Linked DNA regions of Mus musculus: regions 2, 3, 4, 5, 6 and 7 are each linked to region 1. Evidence: chromatin loops called from intact Hi-C (ENCODE). Cell type or tissue: left cerebral cortex. All regions are shown on one strand.

Region 1 (4,000 bases):
GTTCCTGGTCAGGTGAATGGACTCATAGTTCACCTTACTTCACTGTTGTGGCTAACTCCATGCACACCCTTTTTTTAATCAAAAAAAAAAAAAAAAAAAAAAAAAGGATGTTTGCTTGTTTGGTGTGTGTTCTTGATGCCCAAGAAGCCCCCCCCCCCCAAGAAAGTGTATTAACTCTCTTAGAACTGGAGTTATAGTTGGTCGTGAGCCATCATGTGGGTGCTGGGGACTGAACCCCAGTTGTCTGCAAGACAGCCTGTGCTCTAAATCACTGAGTAGTTTCTCTAGCCCCCTTCATGTGACCTTTATAAAGAACTGGCCATTTATTCTGCAAGATGTCAGTGTGTGTGTGTGTGTGTGTGTGTGTGTGTGTGTGTGTGTATACGAGATATGTTTCCTTGTCTAGCCTTGGAATTACAGAGATCCACCTGCCTCTGACTCCTGAGTGCTAGGATTAAAGGTGTCACCATGCCTGTCCCACACAATATCATTTTTATAGTGTGTCTTGGTTAGTTTCATGTCAACTTGACACAAGATAGAGTCATCTGAAAGGAGGGAACTCAATTGAGAAAATGCTTCTGTAACACCCAGCTGTATGGCATTTTCTTAGTGGTTTCTTGGGGAGGGCCTAGACCGTTGTGGGTGGTGCCATCCCTGGGCTGGTGTTCTGGGTTCTATAAGAAAGCTGGCTGAGCAAGCCATGGGAAGCAAACCAGTAAGCAGCCTCCCTCCATGGCGTCTGCATCAGCTCCTGCCTCCAGGATCCTGCTCTGGTTGTGTTCCTGTCTTGCATGCCTTTAGTGATGAACGGTGCTGTGTAAGTGGAATAAACCCTTTCCTCCCCAAGTTGCTTTGGTCATGGTATTTCATTACAGTACTAGTCACCCTGTGATATAGAGAATTGCGAATAAGATGATCTCATACCGTGTCCCTATTCTATCTGTGGCTTTCCTGCTGCTGTGATGAAATACCATGGCCGAGGCAATGTGTAGAAGGAAGTTTATTTGGACTTACAGTTTCTAGAGGGTTAGAGTCCATGCTGGAGGAGAGAGGCATGACGGCAAGCAACAGTCACAATTAGGAATGGACAGAAAGCCGAGGGAACCTGAAGCAAAAAGGAAAGAGAGGAAACTTGGCGTGGCTTAATTCTTTAAACTCTCAAAGCCCGCCCCCAGTGACGTACCTCCTTCAGCATGTGCACACCCCTTCCTAAGCCTCTCTTGCTGCACCACCAACCTGGGACCAAGTGTTTAACTACTCTACGCTATGGGACACATCTCATTCAAACCACTAAGGCTTTCTTGTCCATTTACCTAAATTGGTCCAGTGCTCTAGAGCAACGGTTCTCAACTTGTGGGTCGTGGCCCCTTTGGGGTTTGAGGGGTCACCTGAGAACATAGGAAAACACAGGCATTCACGGTTATGAAGTAGCCATGAAAATACCTTTATGGTTGGTGTCACCCCAAGAGGAGGAGCTGTTTTGAAGGGTGGCAGCGTTGTCAGGAAGGTTGAGAAACGCCGCCCTAGAGGACCTCAGGGAACACGTTCCTCCCTAGCAAGCAGGACACCATGTGCTGGTCAGCTTCCTATCCCTGTGACTAAATAGCTGAGACACGAACTTAAAGGGAGGAAAGGTTTCAGTCCACGGCTGGCTGGCTCCACTGCCTCTGAGCCCCGGGGCAAGGCATCGTGGTAGGAGGAAGTGGAGGGGCAGAGCATCACCTCTTGGCAGCCAGGAAGCAGGCAGAGAAGAAGGGATGAGAGATGAGATACATTCCTCAAACTCTTTGCCTCGGCGATCTTGTTCCAAGGTGGCTTCCTAACAGCCCATTCCATAGCGGTTAAAGCAGGAAGCATAGGGGTTAGATCGGAAGCAGGGGAAACTCTTTACTCTTGAAGCCTACCCTCCCACCAATGCCCCTCCCACTCATCAATACCCCCAGCTGCCAATACCCCCCACCTCAGTTACATGCCTCCTTCAGCGACACTACATTTACACATCATGAACAGCGACACCAACTGGGGCAGAATGACAGAGCCTGCGGGGGACATTCTCATTCAAACCAACACACGGGCTTTCCTTAACCTTCTCGTCCAAATTTTCTGCTTATATTTGTGGCCACCATTTTTCTTTTCCTGCCACTGCTGGGCACTCAGTATTAAAAACAGTTTAGAAATGGAATTTTCTTATGTGTTGGAAGAAGACCTTTTTTCCCTCGGTGCTCCCTCTACCTTTTTAACAAATTTCATTTTTAGTGGTAGTAGATGAACTGAAATAAATGCACAATTTAAACAAAATTATAGAAACTCGGTGTCATCAAATAGCCTAAGGTGTTCACTTTTTTGCCAGAAGGTGGCAGCAAAGCCACGGTCAGACCTTGGATAAAATTTTTTCATCACTCGTGGAAAAACCAAACCAAACTAAATGGAAAGCAAAACCAAGAACAAACTAGACAAACAATGGGGTACCACCTGCTTATTTTATTCATAGTTTCATAAGTCCTGTTTTAATAATTCAGCATTGCTTTTAGGCTCTAAAATAAGCCTAATCCTTACCTTCTAAACATGATAAAATGGTTGCTTATTATTTTGACTTTTCTTTTTTCTTTTGAGATAGGGTTTCTCTGTGGAGCCCTGGCTGTCCTAGAACTAGCTCTGTAGATCAGGCTGGGCTGGAGCTAAAGATCTGCTTGCCTCTGGTGCTGGGATCAAAGGTGTGTGCCACCCCTGCTCGGTGAGTCAGAGACTTTTTTGACTTATTATTATTTTTTAAGGCACCCAATGTGAACACTTTTCTCCACAGAAGTAATGTCATGGGTTGATATCCATACTCTTTTTTTAAAAAAAAATATTTTTAATCTATTTATTTTATGTATATATGAGTATACTGTAGCTGTACAGATGGTTGTGAGCCATCTTGTGGTTGCTGGGAATTGAATTCAGGACCTCTGCTTATTCTGGCCATGCTCACTCTAGCCCAAAGATTTATTTATTTATTATATATAAGTACACTGTAGCTTCAGGCACACCTGAAGAGGGCGTCAGATCTCATTATGGATGGTTGTGAGCCACCATGTGGTTGCTGTGATCTGAGCTCAGGACCTTTGGAAGAGCAGTCAGTGCTCTTATCCAGAGCCAGCTCACCAGCCCGACTTCAAAATTTTTTTTTTATTGTATTTGTTTAATGTGCACACACACATGTGCACATGAATGAGGGGGAAAGAGAGAGATAGAGATACAGAGATACAGAGAGTACACAAGCATGCCTGCCCATGTCGCAGCGAGCATGTGGAGGTCAGAGGACAACTTATGATGGTTCCCTTCTTCCACAATGCAGGTCTTGGCAAGTGCTGAGCCATGTCTCTGGTCCCATAAACAAAATGATCTTATTTAATTACTTTGTGTTTTGAGAGTTTATTTGGAGGGTCTATCAAGAGATGAAAGCTACTTGAATACCCTTGGCCCCCCTCTACTGGGGAAGGTCCAGCCAACAGAATGGCTTTGGAAGGGATACCAGCCTAGCCAGCCAGATAAGTCAAAGCGACTCTGGCAATCAACAGAGTGACAGATGCTACAGCCAGATCACTCTCCCATCCTATTTAATTACTTAGGAAACCCCCCCTCCCACAAGCTATGAACTGACGGTACACAACATTGGCCCAAGCATCTTTTTTTTTTTTTTTTTGGTTTTTCAAGACAGGATTTCTCTGTGTAGTCCTGGCTGTCCTGGAACTCAGTCTGTAGACCAGGCTGGCCTCAAACTCAGAAATCCGCCTGCCTCTGCCTCCCAAGTGCTGGGATTATGCATCCTAAATAATAGATTTGAAGTCGTTTTAGTTTCCTCTTTATGAGCTCTTTCAGCTGAGCAGTGGATTATAGACCACAAGGAGTCATGTTCAGCAAGATGCACTGTCAATCTGGTCATGTTTATAACTGTTCCTGGGAAAGTACTCTCAGTGCAGGCGAGAGCTCTTCTTTTCATGTGTCAGGTTAGCTGTCT
Region 2 (4,000 bases), 57 kb after region 1:
GTTTAGGCCTGGCATCTTGGGATTGGGTTACCTATTGGGGGTCTTATCCCTGGAGAAGACTAAGCCTTCTTCTCTTAGAGGCCATTAACTGCCTATAAATTTTTAATCTAGGAGTGGGTTTATGTGAGCTTTTCCCCATGACAACTGGTATTTAGGGCACCAAGCTAGATGTTCTTATTCAATAAAACAGACACCTTTTAAGCATCTAAATTGTTTGCATCTTGTTCAATCTGCTTCCTGCACTCTTTCTCATCCTCAGCACCACGGTCTGGTACCCTTTTCTCCCCTGTTCATTACTTCTCCAACAGTTCCTGCTTTCTCTAGTTTTTGGTCTGTATTTCTGAGGAGTGCTGTATCAGCTGCATGGTGGACGGGCAAATGAACTTCTGTAGAAGGACTCCTATTGATCAAAGCTCTTGTCAAGCTTAACAGAAAATATCTGGTGGAAATCTGGGACCAATATCAAAGTGATATTGCCAAACAGTTCCATCCATTATAAATTAGGTTATTTGTAGCAGTAGGTTATTTTAAACAAGTTGCACAAGGGCTAAGTATTTTGGAGTTTTGAACTGATTTCTTCCTTCTTTGCAAATCACTAACTCAAAATCTATGGTCTGTAGAACTTTAAAAACTAGGCATTAAATCAAACCCATGACAATAATGACCATTAAATAATTTTCAAGCGGACATCAAGACGTTAGCTTCTACTTTCCCCCAATCTCATTTATACATTAGATTAAAATCTAGATTTAAGAGCTAGAAAATTGCTATGTGTAGTGGTTACATATATGATCTCAGATCTTAGTAAGCAGAAGCAGGAGAATCAGGAATTCAAGCCTAGCCTGGGCTACATAAGATACTGTCTCAAGAAACAAGCAAACAAAACAAACAAACAAACAAGCAAGCAAGCAAGCAAGCAAGCAAATAAGAAAACCGAAGGTTTAATCTATTGGATGACAACTTACATGTCTGCTTGTGAAATTTCTAAGTGCATGCTAACTACTCTGGAGGATAAAACCTAACTTACACCCAAATTAAAAAAGAAAGGTAGGTAGCAATACAGCTTAGTGTGATCGCAGACTCGAGGAGTGCTGTGGTACTCAGACGGAAGAGCGAGCATCTCTGAGGACTAGGGCCAAGTCTAAAGGCCAAAGGAGAAGGAGATCCTCAGACAGCAAAACCTAATAGAGGAGTTATCCATGTGCCTAAAATTCCATTGTATATATTTATGCACTTTCTCAGATTCTTTTCCAAAGAAAGGATACAGCTAAAAGAAAAAGAGAAGAAAAAAAAAAACCCAAATATAATCAGTATTGCTATATGTGAATTTAAAGCACATATAGTTTTCAACTTTTTAAAATTTACAAAGTGTGTGAATACATGTGTGTGTGTGTGTGTGTGTGTGTGAATACATGTGTGTGTGTAATATGTGTGGAGGTCACGGGGAGGCTTAGGACAGTTCACTCCTTCCTTCTGCCATATGCATCTGAAGGGATTGAACTCAGGCCACCGGGCTTGATTGCAGGTACCTTTATATGTGTGCTGAGCCATCTCCCTGGCCCGCAGAGTTCTTTTTACTCCATTAGACATGTTGTCTATAAACTAACAACACTATATTATATGCATTTCTTATGTCTGTACTCAGGCCAAGTCTTAGATGGGCAATATGGCTTTCAGAAATCTTTCTAATGTCACATGCCTCAGAACATCTTCAGAGAATCGAAAACACTATTGTAGTAGATGAAAAGCTCTGTGCTTTCAAGAGAAGCCCTTGAAGGCTACATGTAACTATAGCTTCTAATTAAATTGAGTCACACATTTAAATAAAAATACATACTTACTATTATTTGTAATATTGGCTAAAAAAATCACAGATTTGTATAATAGAAGAAGTGGGGCCAATTAATAGAGTCCTCCCAAGGAGAGCGGAGACCTAGAGGCAAATTCTAATCTAATTTTTTGGTGTCTACTGATTTTTCTCTCGTTTCTTCAATAGCGTTCTCTAAAACATTAACTGTATGTTTAGAAATGGAAGTCTCAGTACTCATTGAACTTCAGAAAGGGTTTTTGGATATGTGTCAGGGCCTTTCATCTTTTCTGCCTCTAGGGGGAAGTGTGTTTTCAACAATTCTGTCGTGCAGAAGGGATTTTCTTGTGCATTAAGGCTTCACTGTGGTAGTCTTCAGTGTGACCTCGGGATTGGCTGGACAAGATGGAAGGACCTTGGAAAATCTGCAAGGACCCTCACTTCACGAGTTTCAGGCCAGGGTTCTGAGGCAGGGGGATTGTGGAGAAAAATGCCCCAGACATTTTAAAAGTACATTTCAAAGAATCATTCTTTGAAATGACACATAACTTCTCCATACTGTGGGGCTGTGGCCAAAAAAAATACCTGGACACAAAACTCACTGACAGAACTAGAAACAAAATAGTTCTTGGATATTGATGAAAACATTTCTAAATCTTTTAAAACGTCTATGAGTTTCTGTAATATCGCATTTAACATTAATATGTTTAGGCTTTCAGCTAGCTAATTTTATTCCTTTGTTTTCTTTGACAATCGAAGTTGATAACTGAATTCTGAATGTGAAAAACATGGCCCTTCCCCAATTTCAGTGATTAGGTTTTTGTTTTTTTGTTTGGAGTTGAAAGGAACAGTATGTAAAACCTGAACGCAAGACTGTTTCTACTTATCCCTTTTCTTTCCTATTTTACTAACATTTATGATAAAAAATGTTACAAAAGTTATCTTTATCAAGTGGTGTTCAGTTTTACTGTTCTGGAAAGCCTAAAAACATATTGCTAAGATATTATAAGATGGTGCGTGCCAGTGTTTGTGTGTGTGTGTGTGTTACATTGCATTGAATTTATCTTAGCCAAGTAACTCCCATCTCCAGCTTTCTTTTTTACCTTTTATTGGTGATGGGACCTTGTAAAATTAAATCACCCAGGCTGGCCTTGTGTTATTCTGCAGCCCAGGCAGCCTTTGATATCCTCCTGAGTAGTTTGTGTCACCAGGCCCAGTTAAAAATGTGATACACAGAATATGATTGACAGTGACAATCTGCTTGGTTACCAACCCTATTTTACATAGTATTGTAGGTGACCTTTTCCAACAGTAAATATCCTCAGGAGACAAAGAGCTGTTTAAATGCAACTTGTAGGGGCTGGTGAGATGGCTCAGTGGGTAAGGGCACTGACTGTTCTTCCAAAGGCTCTGAGTTCAAATCCCATGGTGGCTCACAGCCATCCATAATGATATCTGACACCCTCTTCTGGTGTGTCTGAAGTCAGCTACAGTGAACTTATAATAAATAACTTAATAAATAAATCTTTAAAAAAATAAATGTAACTTGTACATTCTTTGGGTCACAGTTCATTTTTTTCTGGACTAAGATGGCAGAACTATGTGATAGTTATACATGGTAGTTTTAGCTGGTTGCCCAAAGAACTCTGATGGAAAGTAAACAGATCCTCCTAACACCCAGAATAAGTAAACACAAACCTCCCAAGAGCACAATAGACTTGTTACTGTTAATAATCTTGCACTGTTGGCACTGGAAGACCTTTTAAAAAAAATCTCAGCATCTGTTCAGTTGGAATCTGCAAGGATGTGTTGAACATGCACGCGGACAGCAACCCTGTGTTCCCCTCCCCTCTGTTTCTGGACTGATCCACCATTTCCTGTTGTCTGTGCTCTTTAACAACAGGCTGGAAGCTGAGTGCTTCTACCCAAAGGCCACAGGGAGGCCAGGGTGCTAGCCATAACGTAAGTGCACTGCCCTGCTGTTGACCCAAGAGCGAGGCTGGGCAGCGCCAGAGATGCGAGAGGCACTCCATACCCGGTGCCCCTGAAATCCCAGACTCTTCCAGTGAGCCCACATGGTACACTGCAGAATCATACCGCTGTTGGCTGGTGTTCCCCAGACACAGGGCATACCGGGTAGTAATAGGAAACCGGCTCCGTCCTTCACGTCTCCTGGCAACCAGTTGAAATCCA
Region 3 (4,000 bases), 930 kb after region 1:
GGGCCACTGACGAGCAGCCATTCCTGAGGGTTCAGGCTGAATCCTGAGAGAGCTAGTGCTCCCAGCACCTCTGCAGCAGTGCCCCTTCAGATCAACAAGGATTTGAACTGTAGGAGAAAGCAGCCAATCTTCTCCATGGCCCCTGTATCGTTACTCAAGTCACGTGTATAGTGAAGTATCACTGGAGGCCATTGTTCCCAAGAATTCAAAATTATTTACCTAGAGGTTTAGAGTTTACATGGAAATTAGTACAGAGGCTCAAACTTAGAAAAAAAAATTAGAGTCTCCTGGCAGAATGTTCTAATTGTAGATCTCCAGGCTCCTTTTCAACCCTTTTGAGAACCAGAATCTCTGAAGATGGTGTGGGATGTGAAAAAAGTCTGGAAAATGAATTCGAACAAGCTCCCCCCCACCCCAGTAATTTTGATGTTGCATGGCCAGCAACTATCTCAGGCTATTCTGGAGTGCCAGTTACTTCCTTACACAGGGCTCGTGAGGCTAGACAGATCACGTGACTGTGGAATGGACTTGTTATCTGACGGCTCAGGGTCAGCCCCAAGCTTACTCATTCCTAAGCCTGAGAGCCTTAGACCTCTGCACAACCTCTAAGACTTGGAGTGCCCGTTTGAGGAGTGTCATCTGGAGCATCACTGGGAGGTGTGTAAGAATCAGGCTGTAAAGATACAAACACTTACTGGCCTTTGGGACCCTCCTCACTCTAAGATGCCTGTGTAACACTAGCAGCAGGGTATCCCATAGCTACGGTTACAGCCCCTGGGTGACCTGAAACATCCCTCAGCACATGATGGAGGCAGAATTCAGAACCAGGAGATCAACTTACCTCACTACAGATGGAGGCCAGGAGTCTTAGCTTCTGACTCCCTAGGAAAATCTCCCCCTTTGAGCAACAATCAGACATAATGCTCTTAGCAGTATCATCAGCTCCACTGTAGTTTAACTGAGGAGCATCGAGGAGGGTCAAGGCTCTGTAGTTGGGAAGATGCACTGCATCAATGATGAGAGGGGCGTGCACCTAGCCTAAGACAGTATACTATGCCACTTCTGTACACATACTTTTAACTCCTGCCTAAAGGCAATGCCTTTTGGATTATTTTCCTAGAAATGGGAATGAGACCACAAAGGATTTCCCACATCCTCCAGTGCACCGCTCCCCTGACACTGCCTTTAGATCATAGATTCTTAAAAATACAAGAAAGGGGAGTGTTTGCTACAGGCAACACCTTGCCATTTACAGAGACATTTTGGAATACACGGCAGGAGAGAAAACCGTTACTAATATCTAGTGGAGACAGGTCAAGAGTGATGGTCACCTGAGTCAGAATGTCAATGTTTCCAAAACCTGGAAATTATACTTTAGACTAAAATGACTTCTCAGATGAGAGACACACACCAAAGACCCCAGAGGGCCAAACTCATGACTTCATTCTTTTGCTTTGGCAGTTAGCTAAGTGAATCTCTCAGCCTATACCACAGACCTCCAAAGAGCAGAGCACTCGTCAGTATTTCTGAGCTCTATCTAATCCCCTTGGCTTCATTTCTTTAGTGGCCAGAAGTCAATAGGACTCTCTTCTTAATAATATCAGCAGCCCCTATGCTCAGTGTCTGTCTCAGTGTCTGCCTCCTGACAGTCTCAGGAAGTTCAAACTTCATTAGACATGGTTTATGATTCATTTTGCTTTGTTTTTCTACTTATATTACAATCACACAACTCTTAACTATTTGTATCACCCATCTGAGTGTGAACTCTACAGATTGTACTTACCATAAAGTCTTCTAGTCATGGAATAACACCTAACAAAGCGAGGCTAAGTAAGTATTTGTTAGATGAGTGAGCAGACTAAGACCTTTACTGCATAGGACTTTCCGTATCACCACAGGTTTCCTTGGTTTTCAGTAGCCCTTGAAATACAATAAAAAAGAAAGAAATTGGCAGAGGAAGAAAACGCTTTTTTAAAGTGAGAACGTGCGCTTGAAGGCGAGGCTATAAAGCCAGGATGCAAGGAGGGGTCCACAGAAGCACAGAATTACCAGGGCAGAGAACTTCAACATATTAAAACTGATCGAAGGCCAGTTGATTTTTTTTTTTACTGAAGCTCTTGCGACCTCTATTGGTAAAATCGAGAAATGCAGCGTCTGCAGCGAAGTGCCCTTTTAAAGTCCACTTTGGAATTAAGACTGTTTAAGGTTGCCGAGGACCTCTTTTCTCTTTTATTGTTCCTTTGACTGATTACAAGTCTTTATCTCTTTCGCTCCATCTGTCCGTATATCCCCAATTACTGTTAGTAAAGTCAAGTATTATCCCAGAAGTGAGGGCAATTACTGCATGCTTAGCATACTTGTTTTTCAGGTTAGTTCTTCTGTCAAGAAAACACTTCAGCTTCCTTAAGTCCTTCTAAGAGCAACTAACCTGGCATCTAAATAAACTGCAAAGTTGAGACGTAACACGTCTCCCCCTCCCCACGGCCCCCTGTAGCTTCAGTTCTTAAAATATACTCAATTCCAGGCAAACATCAACCCTTAGAATTCTGCCAATCTGACACCAGGTAAGTGTTCAGCTAATTAGAGGGGAGATGGGGCTTCAGTTTGAGTACTAGGAAAAGATTGGTTATTTGATTTAAAGAACAAAGGGTGTTACTATTGTGTAAGTGGGAGAAACAAACTATTGTGTTAAGGTGGGGAGAAAGGAGAAAAAAAAACCTCGTCCTAATAAAAATAAGAAAGGAAGAAAGCAGACTCAGACTCACTCCAGACACCGAGAAAATAAAAGACTAAGACCACTCCTTCTGCAACTTGGAACAAAGGGGAGTTAGTTGCCAGTAGACTCTGCCTCTCCCTGCGTGGCGCGCGGGGTTCAGCACTTCGGAAAGCACCCCCATCTTCTCGCACGGAGATTATGCAAGCTCTTCGGGGCTCTCAGCAGAGGTGGGTGCCAATGTAACTCATCAAACGCTGGCAACTCACTGGGGGTTGACAATATCGGACACACAGAAAACACCAACGGAGCTCCAGGAAGTGATGGCGTGAATCAGCCTTCAGGCAGTCAGAGCGAGACACAGATGTCCACGATCTGTTTTCCTCTAGAAGGAGAGAAACTCCTCCGGGCAACCTCAGAAGCCAACAAAGGTACTGGGAGAGCCGTGCTCCTGAGTAGGGGACTGCATCTAAGTGACAGCAGGAAAGCAGAGGGGTATGACTCAGTCTTAGAGTAGGTAGCTGGAGACTCAGTTCTCACCAGGAGGAACCTTGATCCCCAGCCACTTGCCTAGAACTATCCTCTCTTCTAAACCCACCAAGAACTGATGCTGAGTGCAGCCAACCCCTGCGCCCAAGGCGGTTCTGGGCGCCAACGCGGCTCAGCATCCAGTTTCCAGGAGCCCTTTTGAGCGTCTACATAGAAAGCTCAGGCACCTGCTTTGCGCGCCCGCCTGGGTACCACACCCGGAGCAAGCGCTGACTCTCGGTAGTCGGCTTGCAGAACGTGACTAAGGCGCACCTGAGCATGCAGGTGGCTTCTGCAACCCCCGCGGCCACCGTGAGGAAAGCAGCTGCGGGTGATGAGCTCTCAGAATTCTTCGCTCTGACCCCAGACTTGCTGGAAGTGGCCAACGCCAGCGGCAATGCGTCGCTGCAGCTTCAGGATCTGTGGTGGGAGCTGGGGCTAGAGTTGCCAGACGGTGCGGCGCCTGGGCATCCTCCGGGTGGCGGCGGGGCAGAGAGCACAGACACTGAGGCCAGGGTACGGATCCTCATCAGCGCGGTTTACTGGGTGGTTTGTGCCCTGGGACTGGCCGGCAACCTGCTGGTTCTCTACCTGATGAAGAGCAAGCAAGGCTGGCGCAAATCCTCCATCAACCTCTTTGTCACTAACCTGGCACTGACTGACTTTCAGTTCGTGCTCACTCTGCCCTTTTGGGCTGTGGAGAACGCACTAGACTTCAAGTGGCCCTTCGGCAAGGCCATGTGTAAGATCGTGTCCATG
Region 4 (4,000 bases), 210 kb after region 1:
TATGTTTGTACATTACAGCAGTGTGTTATAGTGACCTGGGAATACGTTGGAAAAAGGCACAGAGGGGTCAAATATGACAGCCATCTCTAGTCTACAGGAGTGCTTTAAAAAAAATCTTGTTGTGAGTATATATGTGTGTGTCTATGTGGTTTTTGCATGTGTACATGTTTCTATGTGTGTCTGTGAATGGTGATGGTGGTGTGTATGTGTTCCAGTGTATATGTGTGTGTGAGTTCATTAGTGTGTGTGTGTGTGTGTGTGTGTGTGTCTGTTTGTTGTGTACTGAATGTATATAGAGAGGCCAGAGAGAAATGTTTGTGTCTCCCAAAATGGTTCTCCACCTTATTTTTTGAGATAGAGGCTCTTTACTGAACGTGGAGCTTGAAGATTTGACTGGTCATCAGCTCCAGGAACCCCTCTGTCTCCACCTTCTAATGATAACATGACGGGCACACACATGAGGTTTTATGTGAGTGCTGGTGCTCTGATTTCAGGTTCTTATGTTTGTGTAACAGGCACTCACCTCTGAGCCATATCCCCAGCCCTGGTGTATTCTCGTGGACATTTTAGTCTCAGGATGAAGAGCTCATGAGTTCGACTCTAGCCAGAAGTAATTTCAGGCAGAGGAACATTTGCATACAAAGATATTTTCATCAGAACTATGAATCTAAATAGGATGGATGAGGTTTAAAGACTAATACAATTGAATTATTGTGTTTTACAGAAGAGGACACTAGGGGTGTAAGAAGAAAGGTGGCCTTGATTCTCAGTCACTTTGTGATCAAGGCTAATGGGGGACAAGAAGGCAAGCCATCACTCATGTTTTATATGTACCACCACAGGATCCATGGTAAGATTCAGCTTTGTTGAGGAACATTAAAAGAGAAGAAAGGATTCAGTAACTTTTCTAGGACCTCTGGACTGCATACGTTACTCTATTTGTATCTTATACTCATTACTAGGCTTGAGTCTTGAGGGTTGTCAACACATGGGCAACTGTTTATTTGCAAATCATGTACTCCAAAATTACTTGCAACATGGTTAGAGAATTCCTCAGCGTAACCCAATGAAAAAAGAACTGTGGGAATTTCACACACCCATACAGCTGTGTTTTTATCACTGGATGTCTTTGCTCACTCATCAGGAGAGAAGGTCCTTTATCACCAGCTTGGCCGCATGAGCTTGTACCAGTCAGCAGGCCTCTCTCTTTGCATGCTCAAAATGTAGCACTTGTTAGAATAACAACATGGGTAAACTGTCAAAAGCTTCCAGGCTGTACAAGTTCTCGAGAACTGTAGGGCTCTATGTGATGGTAGCTATGATCTATATAGTTTTGGATATTAATTGTCTGGCTCAGTCATCTTTAAGACCACTGTAAAATACTGTAAAAGCTCTGCCCAATATCTGAGCATCTCCTCTACACATGACTTCCCATTTTTGCACAAATCTCTCTTCTTTCTTCTTAGACTTAACTAGGTCTTCATTAAAGTAACATGCCCACAAAAGAATGACATTTTCAGAAGGATTGTTTCAACAAAACCAGTTCCAGGCAGTCAAGTATCCCTCATCTTTTCCTTACGTGGTCCTGCTGTTTTAGGGAGCTGAATACTGCCCACAGGGTAAGGCAGAAAGAACACCAGTGCCACCACCTGGATGCAGGGAGAAAGAGGCAATGCATATCCCAGATGCTCAGTGTCTGAGGTGGGGATCAAGCCATCTTGTCTGGTTTGTCGCCTTGCCTCTCTGTGTCATCTCTAGTCATGATGTCTTTGTCTATTTTTCTCCATATGTTCTTTTATTTCCTGCACACGTGTTCATGCAACCCTAACTTCTAGTTTCTGTTTTTCTGTTTAGGAATAAGTCCAGAACATGGTGGGGGGCATGCTAAGCTGGGGCGTGAGGGAGCTGAGAATTGGGGAACACTCTGAAGGACTCATCCAGTGGGTTTTGTCTTCATGTGGGTTTGTGTTTTCTCCTGAACACACAGGAAAAGCTTATTGGCGAAATCTGGCTTCATGCTGTTTGAACTGTAAGAATCAAGCAATATGAAATCTTTTGTCCTGAAGTCAAGGGGCTAGTGACAATTTTCTTTCTCTATGAGAAACAAAACAAAACAAAACAGTACATCATCCTATCTGACTTAAGACAAGTGAGCTATGTGGCGATGCACAGGTTTTGTCTGCGTAATGTGACCCCACAGACTAAGTCAGGGCTCAGGGCAACTGTTAACAAATGGCCCTTAGACAAGTGGTTCTTAACCTGTGCATCAAGACCTCTTGGTTGGGTGGTCAAATGACCCTTTCACAAACTTGAATATCAGATATTCTGCCTATCAGGTATTTATACTATGATTCATAACGGTAGCAAAATTGTAGTTATGAAATAGCAACAAAAATAGTTTTATTGTTGGGGGTCACTATAACATGAGGAACTCTATTAAAAGGTCATAGCATTAAGAGGGTTGAGAACCACTGGCTTAGAGTAATTAGTCTGAGACAAAAGCATTCTTATACCTGTCTTCTTGGCTTCTGTAGAGATTTCCTCCTAGACAGATCCAAAGACCACCACCTTCTACAGACAGTTATTCAAATCATTAACCATCGCTGACCAGGTGTCAGACCCAGAATTACAGAAAGAAGGTGGGATCAGTTCTAAATTAAGGCTAGGTTTTTTTTATTTTTTATTTTTATGTCAATGATGTTGTCAAACATTTGTTTTTAGTAATTCACTCCAGGCTTCCATGGATACCAATGGTACTCTGAAGATTACACATAAGCCATAGGTAGAGAGGCGGGATGCTGGAGCAGTGTGCTTCTCTCTCTCTCTCTCTCTCTCTCTCTCTCTCTCTCTCTCTCTCTCTCTCTCTCTCTGTGTGTGTGTGTGTGTGTGTGAATGCCTGTGTGAGTATGACTGTTTGTGTGTGTGTCTCTATGTGAGTGTGAGCGTGTGTGTGTGCTGATACCTCTATCTGTTCTAAGTGCTTTTTTTTAATCTACTGTCTGCATCCGTGTTCTGTGATACACTGACTTCTGAGTGTTGTTTACATATAGACAGTTATGACTGATGGACTTCTAAGGATGATTGAGAACCTGAGAGAGAGCAATGAGTTTGGTCCTCTGACCCAGTCCTTCATAAACAGCGCTGATTCATCTCTAGCATTAGTATCCCTGACTCTTGTACTCCCTATGTATTTTGAGCGGTTTAATTTTGTTCTGATTTTTAAAAACTCCCAGGTTGGGTTAAGGATTCACTTGTCAGGCTGGAGGTTTTGAATAGGAACTTAGCTAGTTTCCGTCTAGAGGAATTGTAATACAACCAGAAGCCAAGTGTTCCATTTAATAGCGCCTCTCAAAAGTTAGAGTTGAGTACACAAGTTCTAATTCCTCTTTGAACTCTTTATACCACCTAAGGTTGCATGCACAGTGTTTGGCCAGCAAATACTGTTTGAACAGAACCTATAAATTCTAGAATTGAAGTATTAAACTGAAGCTTTAACTAAATAATACCCCACAATCTGACAACATCCACCTTTGTAAACTTGTTCCTGATCATGGAAATGAGATGGCAGAGTCCTGGGGAATCTCTCCTTCCTTCCTTCCTTCCTTCCTTCCTTCCTTCCTTCCTTCCTTCCTTCCTTCCTTCCTTCCTTCCTTCCTCCCTCCCTCCCTCCCTCCCTCCTTCTTTCCTTCTTCTTCCCTCTCCCTCTTCCCTCCCTCCTTTATTTCTCTTCCTTCCTTCTTTCTGTTCCTCTTCAGCTTTCCTTCTTTCTCCTCCTCCTACCCAGATTTCTTCAACACCTCCTTGACAAAGAACTGATTTCACTTTTGGCAAACTTACCCCCTCAGGACTGAGAACTTAATATTCTACTCTTAAACCATGGAAATTGATTTTCGATAACACCAAAAAGGGCAACGTGTTTGCTGAAACACGTTTCAAGTAGTATCGAAACACCCAGGATGAAAGGTAAAGCCCCTCGTTTGGTTTCTGTTTGAATAGTGTA
Region 5 (4,000 bases), 560 kb after region 1:
TCTTTTGTTTGTTTTTATTCATCTGAATGATGCTTTTGCTCCTTTGAGACAGGATTTTGTCATGCATCCCAAACTGGTTTCGAAGTGGCCTACCTAAGCCTTTAGATGCTGGGATGCTGGGATTCCAAGTGCCTGTCACTATGCACAGACAGATAGTGCCTTAAATCACAGATATATCGAACAATCCCTTCCCAGTTTACAGAGGGGAAAAGAGTAACATTATCAAATTTGATAAGTTCCACACAGAGCAAATCATTTCTAAGCAGCCTTCCTTCCTTTAAAGAGAACACATCCAACAAAATACAAGCCAACGTCTTGTACAAAGTACAAAGTGTTGAGACTAACAAGCTCTGAGAACCTAAAGCCGTTTGATTTGCCTAAGCTAAATAGCACATGTTCTATCATTGAATTCATATCACTGAGAAAAATTAAGTTCTTATTCAACTAGTCAGGTATTTTGACATTTAGGACTGGCTGAATAGCAAAATAACCTGTGACAAGTGTGCCATCTAGTGACCGCTCCATTAACTAGCGGTCTGACTATTTCCCATCCCTGTAATCCACTCCACAGTTACTGCTACTGTAGGCAAACACTTAGGACTGTAAATAACACGGATCTGGGGGATCTAGTCTAAACTTCTGTAGTTGCTTTTTTTCCTATTTCTGGGATTATAAACAGTTTACAGGAGAAAGGGTTTTATTTGGCATACAATCGTAGTCCATTACTGAGGAAACTCAGGCAGAAACTCAAGCAGAAGTGGGAGTCATGGCAGAGTACTCTCCATAGCTTGCTTAGCCTGCCTTTGTACACAGCCCAGGACTGCCTGCCTGGGTGGTGACCTGAGTACTCCCACATCAATCCACCAAGAAAGTATCCCCCAATTTATGGGCCAATCTGATTGAGGCAGATTCTCAGCGAAGGTTCCCAGATGATTCTAGTTCCATCCATTTGACTAAAGACAAAACAACATAAAGCAAAGCAAACAGCAAAGCAACCAGCTCGCCTGCTCGCCTTCTCGTTTTGTGCTCAGGAAAACTGGACTTGAGTGGCATCGACATCCACCTTGAAGTTACTTGGCTTAATGACTCCAAATCAGGTATAATTGATGTTTATGACTTTTTTATTCCTCATAAAAGATACACACACACACACACACACGCACGCACGCACGCACGCACGCATGCACGCGCAAACAACATATATAAACACAAATATAATACCTGAGTTATCTTTGACTTCCTCAATTGCTTATAAAATATAATTCCTGGTTCAGTAACTGAACATACATTGCTGCCTTTCATATTACAGTACTTTATTTCTTCAAGTGTACTGTAACTCCCTTAAGTACAAATTACAGAGAAGCCTTGGACAAAGTATTTATAAATGTTTGTTCATTTAAAGCCACGGCTACACTGAACTTTCAAGGATAAAGGCAAGGAAGTTTTGATTAAGTGATATTTACAATACGAGATAGAATCAGGTGACGTGACTTACAGAGCTATCTGCTGCAGAGTTGCTTCCCCTGGGCAATGGTTCACAGCTTCCCCAAGTCTGATTTACTAAAATGACAGCAGCCGTGGAAGACATGTAACCACTAGGTGGCGACCGTCTTCCTAAGCCCCATTAGCAACCAGATTTGACAAAGGAGACACAAAGTTACTGCGTGCCCTTCTGAGTCTCTAAATAAAACATGGCTACTTTCCTTTTATTTACATGTTTGTAGCTGCTTGTGCATTTCATCAGTTGAGTATTTATAATAAATCGTCTGTGTTGTCCTAGAACTCTAAAATATGCATTTTATCCCTTTTAGGAAGAAAAGCGTGCCAACTCCTTCAATTGTAACTATATAAAGGTAGCACAGCAATAGAAAGGAAATCGTGTCAGTAAAATGATCATTTTAGTTAATGACAAGGAAAAAAGCCTAAACATCTACCTTAACATAATCTATTTAGAAACCCCTTTTTTATGTCAAGTAAGGCCTTGCTACTCACATTTTATGAGCTGTATTTTTGTGTGTCTTAAAACTCTTTGCCTAGGCATCAGTTTAGCCAGAAGATAGCAGAAATGTAGAACCACTGGGGCTGTTGGGCTCAGGGTACATTTCACCAGCAGAGGGCGTCACTTGACCGTTCAATTTGCCTCCCATTTATGAATTCCGCCAACTACGTGCATTCTAGAACAAACACCAAGCCTCCACTGAAGTTCGAGTCAACTTTGCCAAAATTAGTTCTCAAGGACGTAATTAAAGGTAGTCCGAAGTCAGTAGTGGGGGTGGAATGGGAGTGGAGTAGATTGGGATGTGAAGCTAATTCACGTGTATTTCGTCTAGGCTCCACCCCTCAGTTACCTGGCAACAGCTCACTATAAAAGGAGCTGCTTGCTCCCTCCTCTCTCTTTTCTCTTCTCTTGCTCTTGCTCTTTTACCTTCTTCCCTTTCTCTCCCCATTCCCGTCCCCCTCTCTCTTCCCGTGCTCAAACTGCTGCTGCTGCTTCCTCCTCCTCCTCTTTCTTCTTCTTCTTCTTCTTCTTCTTCTTCTTCTTCTTCTTCTTCTTCTTCTTCTTCTCTCTCTCTCTCTTTCTCTCTCTCTCTCCCTCTCTCTCTCCCTCTCCCCCCACCTTTCTCTGTCGCTCTGCCTTCTTGATCTCTACCTCAACTTCCTTCCCCATGCCCTAAATCAACTCTATTCTATACTATACCTCAAGGGGAAGGGATGCATCCGCATGGGCCTGAAGAGGTACCCCCACACCAAACCAAAACATGCCTGGGTTCTAATCTTTTTTATAAAAAACAGCAGTGTGGCCTTGCTAGAGGAAGTTTGTCACTGTGGGGGTGGGTTTTGAGGTCTAAGAAGCACAAGTCTAGCCAGTGTATCCCAGTCTTTCTTCACTTCTGCTGCCTGTGGGTCAAGATGTAGAGCTCTCACCTCCTTCTCCAGCACTGTGTCTGTCTGCATGCTGCCGTGATGAGATTGGCCTAACCCTCTGAACTGGAAGCCAGCCCCAACTAAATGTTTCCCTTTATGAAAACTGCTGTGGTCATTGTGTCTCTTCACAGCAATAACACCCAGAAACAGTAACAAATAGTTTTGTTAATTGTTAATTTTAAGAGGGAAAGGGTGGAGGTATTTGTAAGAATGATCTAGGACATGTTGGCAAGTTCTGACTGGGTATTTTAATTAGGGGAGTCAAAATAATAGATTTTGAGTGCTGAACCTTGATGTTTTGATAGTTGGACCTTGATGACCAGTCTTAAGAATGAACCAATGACCAAATAAGGGGCTAGACCTTGGTAGCTAGCTTTAACAGTTTGGCAAGGAGGAAAAGGATTGGTGCCATGTCTGCAATGCTTCGCTCTGCTAGAGTCTTTCAAGTGGTCCACAAGCTCCCAGACATTTTGTTAACCAATTTTTCAGGGACTGCTTGCTTCCAGATGAGATCGGGCAGGTAGAAAATAGGAAATTGCCTCCCCTAGTGCCTTAGTCAGGGTTTTACTGCTGTGAACAGACACCATGACCAAGGCAAGTCTTATAAAAACAACATTTAATTGGGGCTGGCTTACAGGTTCAGAGGTTCAGTCCATTATTATCAAGGTATCCAGGCAGTCATGGCACAGGCAGAGCTGAGAGTTCTACGTCTTCATCCAAAGGCTGCTAGTGGAAGACTGACTTCCAGGCAACTGGGGTAAGAGTCTTAAGCCCATACCCACAGTGACACACCTACTCAAACCAGGTCACACCTATTCCAACAAGGCCACACCTCCAAATGGTGCCACTCCCTCGACCAAGAATATACAAACCATCACACCTAGTATAGCTGAGTTTCATGCAATCAAAGGAAGACCCCTAGTGGGAAAAACACTGAGTGAGAGGAGATTTCTGGCTGAGTAAGAGAGGCAGGACACCTGCCTTTTTTCACCTTGAGCATTGAATTGAAAGGGAAGTTCTTCTTGGATTTTTTAGTCTACTGGCTTTTGTACTGAGACTTGTACCATGAGGTCAC
Region 6 (4,000 bases), 380 kb after region 1:
AGAGCTTTTCATGGAACTTCTTGAGGTTTTAGTTCCCTCTCAATCACTACTTGATCCCTTCATTCTACCTAACATACCTAACATACACCACACACACACACACACACACACACACACACACACACACACACACACACACACTGTTCTAATCTCAGCTGGAACCTGCACCCACTCTGGGACCAGACATTTTCCTGAGTAGTTTTTACAATTTTTTGAAACTTTCATACTCATATATGCTATATCTTGATCATTTCCACCCTCCATTTCTACACTGTAGATCTTCACACAGCCCCAACACATCCAGCCCCTTCCCAACTTCATTTCCTCTTCCTCTTCCTCCTCTTCTCCTTCTCCTCCTTCTTCTTCTCCTCTTTCTCCATCTCTCTCTCTCTCTCTCTCTCTCTCTCTCTCTCTCTCTGTATGTGTATGTATGTGAGTGTGAGTATGTGTGTGTGTTAGCCACTAAGTACAATTAGTGTTGCTCGTATATCTGTAGGCTCACGATGTCTGATTAAGCATCAACAACCTATCAAGGGGCCAGACCCTCAAAAGGAATGATCCATCCCCCACCCCCACCCCGGCAGCTACCACACTGCAGTAGCTCCTCAGTTAGGGGTAGGGCCTGGCAAACCCTTCCTCATCTATCCAGGAATCTTGACTGATTATTTTAAGCAGTTGCTGTTGAGTTAATGAGCACAACAGCCATGTCAGGTCTACAGGACAGCATTTTGCAGTTCTCCTCCTCTCCAGCTCTTGAATTCTTTCAGTAGAGGCTGGGAGACTCTGAAGATGTAAAATTTAGGGTTGAGCACTTAACCTTTTATTCTCAGCAAGAGACGAAGTGTTGAGAAACAAAAGTGCTAAGAATAATCTGGAAGTAAGTCCTTCTTAGCTCAAAGTAGCGTCAAATCCCCCCAAATGCTGGGCTTGTCCCAGGCACCCCGGTGCCTCATACCCATTAACTCTTAGATACAAGGCATGGCTGTGAATATGATCACTCTTTCCAAGTTCGCATCTCATTTATTGTCTCATCTTACATCATCTCTATGTTGTCAGAACATGAACACCTTTCTGTTTTTCTATCCTTGTGCTCAAATTTGCTTTAGTCTTATGTATGTAATAAAATACATGAAATGTTTGTCACCAGTCCCATTGATAAGATTTTTTAGGCCCTATATTTATGTAAACAAAGTCCATAGATTATTTTTCCATGGTATTAAGATCTGGTATAAAAATCTATGGTTTATAATTTTTTCCTAATATTTACATAGCTGTTTTTTATGCCAGTCTATATTTTTAAGCTTCCTTGTAAATCGTAGGATATTTCCGAGAAAATTGCCTTCTCAACTTTGGATTCTATGGTTCTTCTTGGCTATGTCTCTAACCTGACTGTTGCTGGTCCATTTTACCAGGTGCACTAACTTTTATAAATGTAGATTCAGATGTTTGGCTATCTCTGCTGTTTTCTTCATGGTTTAAATAGAAGCTATGTCCTTGGAGTCTAGTATAGGATTTGTTTTTCTTTATTGCTTATCTTCCATTTCAGCCATTTTCTTTCTGTTTCTTGGGGCACAGTATTTTTCCCTTTTGTAATCTTTTGTTTTCCTGGTTTAATATCCCATAATATTAATCACTTGAGCTTGTCGACTCTCGGGTATTTGGCAGTCTGCTCATCCTGTCCTGATACTTTCGTGTGTTCCTTGTCTCTTTTTTCTGAGTTTAGTCAATTTCTTCTGCGAGTTACTGCTTCCTGTCTATGTTGTTTCTGACGGTTCACATTTGCAAAGGCTTGTTCAGGAATTCGAAATCAGATGGGGGGGGGGTGTTGTGTCTTCCTTTTCTTCTGTTTTGTGATGCTTTCTAGGAAGAAATTTCTATCTGGTGAAGTATTTTGATTCTGGTTTTGTAATTTTATAGTAACTTTTACATGATACATTCAGTTTGCCATAACCCATCTCATTTAGACATTGGTGGCTGGCAAAATTTTTAGTTAAATAGCGCCCTCTTCTGTCAATGTGGCAAAGGCTGGGCTTAATGAGGAGGGGCTGAGGAAAATGAGTAATTTTTCGCTTAGGAATCAACTTTGTACATTTTTATTATATTCAGGACACGAAGCATCTTCTTACTATTTTTTACATACTTTTCATCCTGTAAGTCTGCCTTAATTTAGTTTCTCTTGATGAGAATTCCATTTTTACACATATTGTCAAGTGGACTGACACAAAGACTCTACTGAAGCATGCTTCCCAGTTATGTCTACACTGTGCTATCTGCTCATAGCTTCACTGATGTCTATCGTCAAACCTCTTGATATCATCACATTCCTAGATGTCTCTGAATTCGTTGAGCATTTTTCTTAAGCGACTTGCTTGTATCAGGGCCAGGCATTGCATGTCCCTGGTAAGCACTCTGCGGACTGGGGATCTCCCCAGTCTCCCCTTTAGTGCTTGGAACCCATTCGTATTTTCTTCCCTGTGAACTATATTTTCACAGCTTTTACTCTAATATGGGCTGTATTGAAGTACTTCTTTGAATCTGGAATTAGGGTTTGTTGTGAATTCAGTTCTAGCCTTTGCCTAGGAACACACAAGAAGCAGAACAATTAAATTAGACGGGGCGGACATTTGCTCTGAAGGGAACATTTCACAGGCTGAACTAATCTAAGCAAGTTCATTTACCCCCCTAATTTGAACTGGCTCAAGGCTGAGTCACTGAGCTAGATATTTATATGGTCTTAAGATAAAGTGTCCTGTGAAATCGCAATGTCAGTTTCTGCTGGAGCTGGTATCACAGTGTGCAGCACGATCATCCAGCTCGACAGTCCTGAGTAAAATGGGGGCTGGAGGAAGCTGACTGCAAGAAGAAAGCAGGAAAGACGCTGAGTAAGAAACAGAAATAATTGATGCTCCAATTCCATGAAAGCCGGGAACAAAACACTCATTTTGTTTCAGTGTTACTTGAAATTTGTAATACATGTTTTTGAGATTGTCTACTGTGGCCTTAAAAAAAAATAACCCTTTACTTTAAATTAGCTGATTTGCTTTCTTTTCCATAATTACAATGCCTTTTCTGTGAAAAGCATTAAACTGTGTGGCCCATTACCTCAAAGGGCCAGTGTATAAAAGATCCAAGGGGTTATAGAGCTCAGTTTGTGACATATAGAATATACCTTCTGGTGTAGGCAAGTTTTTATTTTTATTTTTTAAATTATAACTTATCCCTCACCGGCTGAGCTCTCATTGACAAGGTTCCAGATCAAATGAATAGGTCATTTAGTTATCTAAGTTTTCATTTATGATGAAAATTATCTTTCAATGGTTGTAACCATTCAACACTTGCTTGTGGATGAATTAAAACCGTTAAATTGAAAACACATATAACGATATACCCATTTTAGATGGAAGAAATAATTCTTCCAAACCATGTAGAATATATATATATATTAGAATATATATTAGTTCTTTAAAAAGTAGGAGGAGAAGGAGGGAGGGAAAAAGGGGAGGACAATAATGACGGGGAGAGACATGTTTAGCTGGGCTGTGCTATAAATGAAAATCTTGGCCATTTGAGCATACCTAGTCCATGTTATTCCACTCTCTGACATAAACAACCTCGTATGATATGGACATCAGATGAGGTTACTCAGACCACACAAAGAGAGAAGAAACCATTTTTACAAAGTCTAGGTCACTCACAAAATGCCAACCAAAGATCTCTCCTGGCTCCTCTTGCCTGCTTCTCCTTTGAAATGAGTCACCTCACACTTCCTCCCTCTATTTGCTAAAACACAGAACTGTCCCCTCTTTTTGAAAATATCCAGTGCTCATTAAATCTCTGCTCTTGTGAACCTTCCTGCAAATCTCCCAGCCAAAGTTCAAATGGCATCATGGATGCGTTCTGACAATTTGTTGTTGTTGTTGTTATTGGATATTTTATTTATTTACATTTCAGATCTTACCACCTTTCTCCATTTCCCCTCCAGAAACCCCCATCCCATCTT
Region 7 (4,000 bases), 470 kb after region 1:
AAGGAAGACCAAAGTGTGGATACTTCATTCCTTCTTAGAATGGGGAACAAAATACCCTTGGAAGGAGTTACAGAGACAAAGTTCGGAGCTGAGATGAAAGGATGGACTATCCAGAGACTGCCCCACCTGGGGATTCATCCCATATACAACCACCAAGCCCAGACACTATTGCATATGCCAGAAAGATTTTGCTGACAGGACATTGACAAAGCTGTCTCCTGTGCGGCTATGCCTGTGCCTGGCAAATACAGAAGTGGAAGCTCAGTCATCCATTGGATGGAGCACAAGGTCCCTAATGAAGGAGCCAGAGAAAGTACCCAGGGAGCTGAAGGGCTCTGAAGCCCCATAGGAGGAATATCAATATGAATTAACCAGTACCCCCAGAGCTCCTTGGAACTATACCACCAATCAAAGAAAACAAATGGTGGAACTTGTGGCTCTAGCTATATATGTAGCAGAGGTTGGCCTAGTCAGTCATCAATGGGAGGAGAGGCCCTTGGTCCTGTGAAGGCTCTATGCCCCAGTATAGGGGAATGCCAGGACCAGGAAGCAGGAGTGGGTGGGTTGGGAGAGGGGGAGGGGATAGGAGATTTTTGGAAGGGAAACTAAAAAAGGGGATAACATTTGAAATGTAAATAAAGAAAATATCTAAAAAAAAAATACCATGTTTCTAGAGTGACATGGGTGAATAACATAAGAAGTTCTACAGAGAGAAAGGCAATACAAGTTCAAAGATCCATGCCCCAACATACTCACCAGATCTGAATAATGAAGAGAGGAGCTAGGCAGAGGGAAAGAACTGTGAGAGTGATGTCAGTCATGGCCCAACCCAGCCAACCCAGCTGGCCTTTGCAGACTGTGGTTTGGAATTAGGCTTTTACTCCAAGGACATCAGAACGACTATAAGCAGGGAAGAGGTAGTAGGAATGTTTTCCAAGGATTGTTCTGACAGCTTTTTAGGTATGGAAATCTGGGAGACCATGACTGATGCTACACGCTACTTCTAAGACAAAGAAGAGATTCTAAAATGAACAAGTTCAAGGGGATAGATGGGCATGAGGATGAAGCCAGAGATGAGATGCCAAAATAATTGGTTTTGAGATGGACTTCAAGGTCTAGTGAGCCTCTAGTCAATTACGTAAGCAGAGAGTCTTTAGACAAGGATCTTCCTTCATTGACACCTCTCCTTCTTTCCCAAATTACCCGCTATCCCCTCCTTGTCTGTCTTGCAACAGTCTAAGTGTCTCTGCTACTAATTTCCACTCTACTAAGACCATCCAAAACAGCAGGGTTGGCGCAGAATGAAGAGAAACTTTATCTGCACCTCACTTTTGTGTATGAGAGTATGTAGCAATACCACTTTGCCTACAGATATTTTAGGGAAAATAGATATATTTTACATAGTAGAATTTTTCTATTTTTGAAATAAGGTCACTTATTCTCCTGAGAACATGAACAATAAACCAGTATATTTTTGTACTTTGACCCCATAAATCAAGTAACATAAAATATAACAAAAAGACCAATACCTAAACCCATCTCTCAAGAGTGAGTTCAACTAACATTTCTTTATGTCATTGAGAGTTCAGCCTAGCTACTCAATAAACCCCAAGTTAAAATCAGAACTCTGTCTACATACTAGTTCTTTTTAAGGGTGACAAATTAAGTAACATGACGTTGTATTGTAATTAAATCATCAGTAGTGCCCAATATGCCAACTACCACAAGGAGAAAAGATGCTTCAACTACATTTGGAGATTAACGGTGTATCTACAAGGCAAAGTCACCTCACAATGGTCTACTTGGGTGACCCTTCCAGTTTGAGAAGAGGAGGATCCACAGAACTGCTTTCTTATTAATAGGCTCTGACCAGACACTTGTTGCTCACAAGATGCTGTGAGGTATCTATCACATGATGATATGTGATCTCAGCTCCTTATGAACTCCACTGTCTGTCGTGGGTCCCCACCTGCATGCATCCCTGCGTCAGCACAGACCTGCTCTCACCTCTATAGCCTTTTGGGTGTATTATGGGCTTCTGTGCACCTAGGCACCCTATCTTGAGTTCTCTGTGTCTCACTCCCCTCTTCTTCTGCCCTTATTACATTATGGGTCTTTATGTCTAATTTACTACGTTTAATCACCAAGAACTAAGAAACTATGCTCACTGATTAGGTTTGACTAGACAGCCAGCAAGCTCCAAGCATCCTCACACTTGTCTCTGCCACACCATCACTGGGATAATAGGTGTATACTGACCATCCACTTGTTGTTTATGTGGGTGCTGGGGAGGTGAACCTGGATCCTCATGCAAAGGACTTCTCTGAATAAGCTGTTTCTTCTACTCCATAGCCATCACACATTGTGGCAAATCCTTCTATGCAAGGAAAGAGGCAGAACACATTCAGCAGTTTCTGCAGTTAAAGTTGAATCACTGAAACAGAAATGTTAAAAGACAGGGGTGCCATCTAGCTGCCGCGAAGATGAGGCATTATGTATTATCATAAACTCCTATAAAAATGACAATGTTATCATTTTATGTAGGCAATGAAATACTTAAGCATTCTTTCTTGTGTCTTCATACAGATAAGAAAAGAGAATAGTGCAGAAGCAATGCAGTGAGGTAACCATCAAGTAACCACTGGCTTATTGTGAGAAATCTACCATGAAGAGCTACTTAAAGAAACACTGAGTTTGTACTTTCTATATATTTCCATTACCTTGGTAAATTAGAGTTACTAAGTTGGTGTATGGAGTCCTCACACTTTTAATGCTTATGTAGCTACATTAAGCATACACACTGATAATATTGATTTTTATGTGTGTGAAATTCACCATTTCACTCTGTTTTTTTTCCAGTGTTATTGCTGTAATCTAGTTATCTTCTCTGGTAGATACATGTATGCCTTTAACTTGGTTGCTTTAATAGCCAAGCAAATCCATAATAAGACAGGTGTGGTAGAGTCTGTCTCTAATCTCAGCCACTGTAGATGGTGAAAGCAGAAGATTACACGATTTAGCCTGCATGCAATAGAGAATAAGTTCAAAGCCAACTTCAAGTTAGTAATACCCTGTCAAAGAAAACAGGGTTAGGATAGAGACCAATGTCAAGTGCCTTCCTAGTACACATGAGAACAACGTTCAATTCCACTGCCATACCCCACAAAAAATCCACAATATAAATATGCTTTATAATAGCTGAGTAGTACTCCATTGTGTAAATGTACCACATTTTTTGTATCCATTCCTCTGTTGAGGGTATCTGGGTTCTTTCCAGCTTCTGGCTATTATAAATAAGGCTGCTATGAACATAGTGGAGCATGTGTCCTTCTTACCAGTTGGAACATCATCTGGATATATGCCCAAGAGAGGTATTGCAGAATCCTCCAGTAGTACTATGTCCAATTTTCTGAGGAACCACCAGACTGACTTCCAGAGTAATTGTACAAGCTTGCAGTCCCACCAACAATGAAGGAGTGTTCCTCTTTCTCCACATCCTCGCCAGCATCTGCTGTCACCTGAATTTTTTATCTTAGCCATTCTGACTGGTGTGAAGTGGAATCTCGGGGTTGCTTTGATTTGCATTTCCCTGATGATTAAGGATGCTGAACATTTTTTCAGGTGCTTCTCAGCCATTTGGTATTCCTCAGTTTAGAATTCTTTGTTTAGCTCTGAGCCCCATTTTTTAATGGGGTTAGTTGATTTTTCTGGAGTCCACCTTCTTGAGTTCTTTATATATATTGGATATTAGTCCCCTATCTGATTTAGGATTGGTAAAGATCCTTTCCCAATCTGTTGGTGGCCTTTTTGTCTTATTGACAGTGTCTTTTGCCTTACAGAAGCTTTGCAATTTTATAAGGTTCCATTTTGGATGGACCTGGAGGGCATCATCCTGAGTGAGGTAACCCAATCACAAAGGAACTCACATGATATGTACTCACTGATAAGTGGCTATTAGCCCAAAAACTTAGAATACCAAAGATACAAGATACAATTTGCT

Evidence for each region. Peaks named below come from ENCODE experiments on the same cell type or tissue, not always from the same donor. Only the 100,000 strongest peaks of a DNase experiment are listed, where the experiment ranks them.
Region 2: a loop joins it to region 1, with 2.4 times the contacts of the local background. A loop is called at or near these places in 7 of 42 quality-filtered maps.
Region 3: it touches region 1 in a loop (3-fold over the local background); 5 of 42 quality-filtered maps call a loop at or near these places.
Region 4: it touches region 1 in a loop (11-fold over the local background); 27 of 42 quality-filtered maps call a loop at or near these places.
Region 5: it touches region 1 in a loop (9-fold over the local background); 41 of 42 quality-filtered maps call a loop at or near these places.
Region 6: a loop joins it to region 1, with 8 times the contacts of the local background. A loop is called at or near these places in 39 of 42 quality-filtered maps.
Region 7: it touches region 1 in a loop (4-fold over the local background); 8 of 42 quality-filtered maps call a loop at or near these places.

Annotation. Positions count from the first base shown.
Region 1 is chr15:11,964,919-11,968,918 of GRCm38, reverse strand. It overlaps 1700047G03Rik (RIKEN cDNA 1700047G03 gene), which reads right to left and starts at 1,857. Exons shown (of 3, transcript NR_040447.1): 1 at 1,723-1,857; 2 at 1,015-1,105. In left cerebral cortex, a CTCF peak has its summit at 2,344 (motif pointing right); a DNase peak (open chromatin) is centred at 2,351.
Region 2 is chr15:11,908,196-11,912,195 of GRCm38, reverse strand. No RefSeq gene overlaps it. Among named protein-coding and RNA genes, the nearest start is that of Gm5144, 3.7 kb to the right of the region's middle. In left cerebral cortex, a CTCF peak has its summit at 2,100 (motif pointing right); a DNase peak (open chromatin) is centred at 2,116.
Region 3 is chr15:11,036,805-11,040,804 of GRCm38, reverse strand. Rxfp3 (relaxin family peptide receptor 3) reads left to right here and starts at 2,837. Exons shown (of 1, transcript NM_178717.3): 1 at 2,837-4,000. The coding sequence starts at 3,521. In left cerebral cortex, a CTCF peak has its summit at 2,151; DNase peaks (open chromatin) are centred at 2,130, 3,040 and 3,390; H3K4me3 peaks cover 1,023 bases.
Region 4 is chr15:11,751,064-11,755,063 of GRCm38, reverse strand. No RefSeq gene overlaps it. Among named protein-coding and RNA genes, the nearest start is that of Gm34501, 23 kb to the right of the region's middle. In left cerebral cortex, a CTCF peak has its summit at 1,649; a DNase peak (open chromatin) is centred at 1,634.
Region 5 is chr15:11,405,158-11,409,157 of GRCm38, reverse strand. No RefSeq gene overlaps it. Among named protein-coding and RNA genes, the nearest start is that of Tars, 7.5 kb to the right of the region's middle. In left cerebral cortex, CTCF peaks have their summits at 518 (motif pointing left), 1,585 (motif pointing right) and 2,152 (motif pointing right); DNase peaks (open chromatin) are centred at 525 and 1,593.
Region 6 is chr15:11,588,731-11,592,730 of GRCm38, reverse strand. No RefSeq gene overlaps it. Among named protein-coding and RNA genes, the nearest start is that of Gm41271, 110 kb to the left of the region's middle. In left cerebral cortex, a CTCF peak has its summit at 2,022 (motif pointing left); DNase peaks (open chromatin) are centred at 2,004 and 3,780.
Region 7 is chr15:11,495,106-11,499,105 of GRCm38, reverse strand. No RefSeq gene overlaps it. Among named protein-coding and RNA genes, the nearest start is that of Tars, 97 kb to the right of the region's middle. In left cerebral cortex, a CTCF peak has its summit at 2,475; a DNase peak (open chromatin) is centred at 2,438.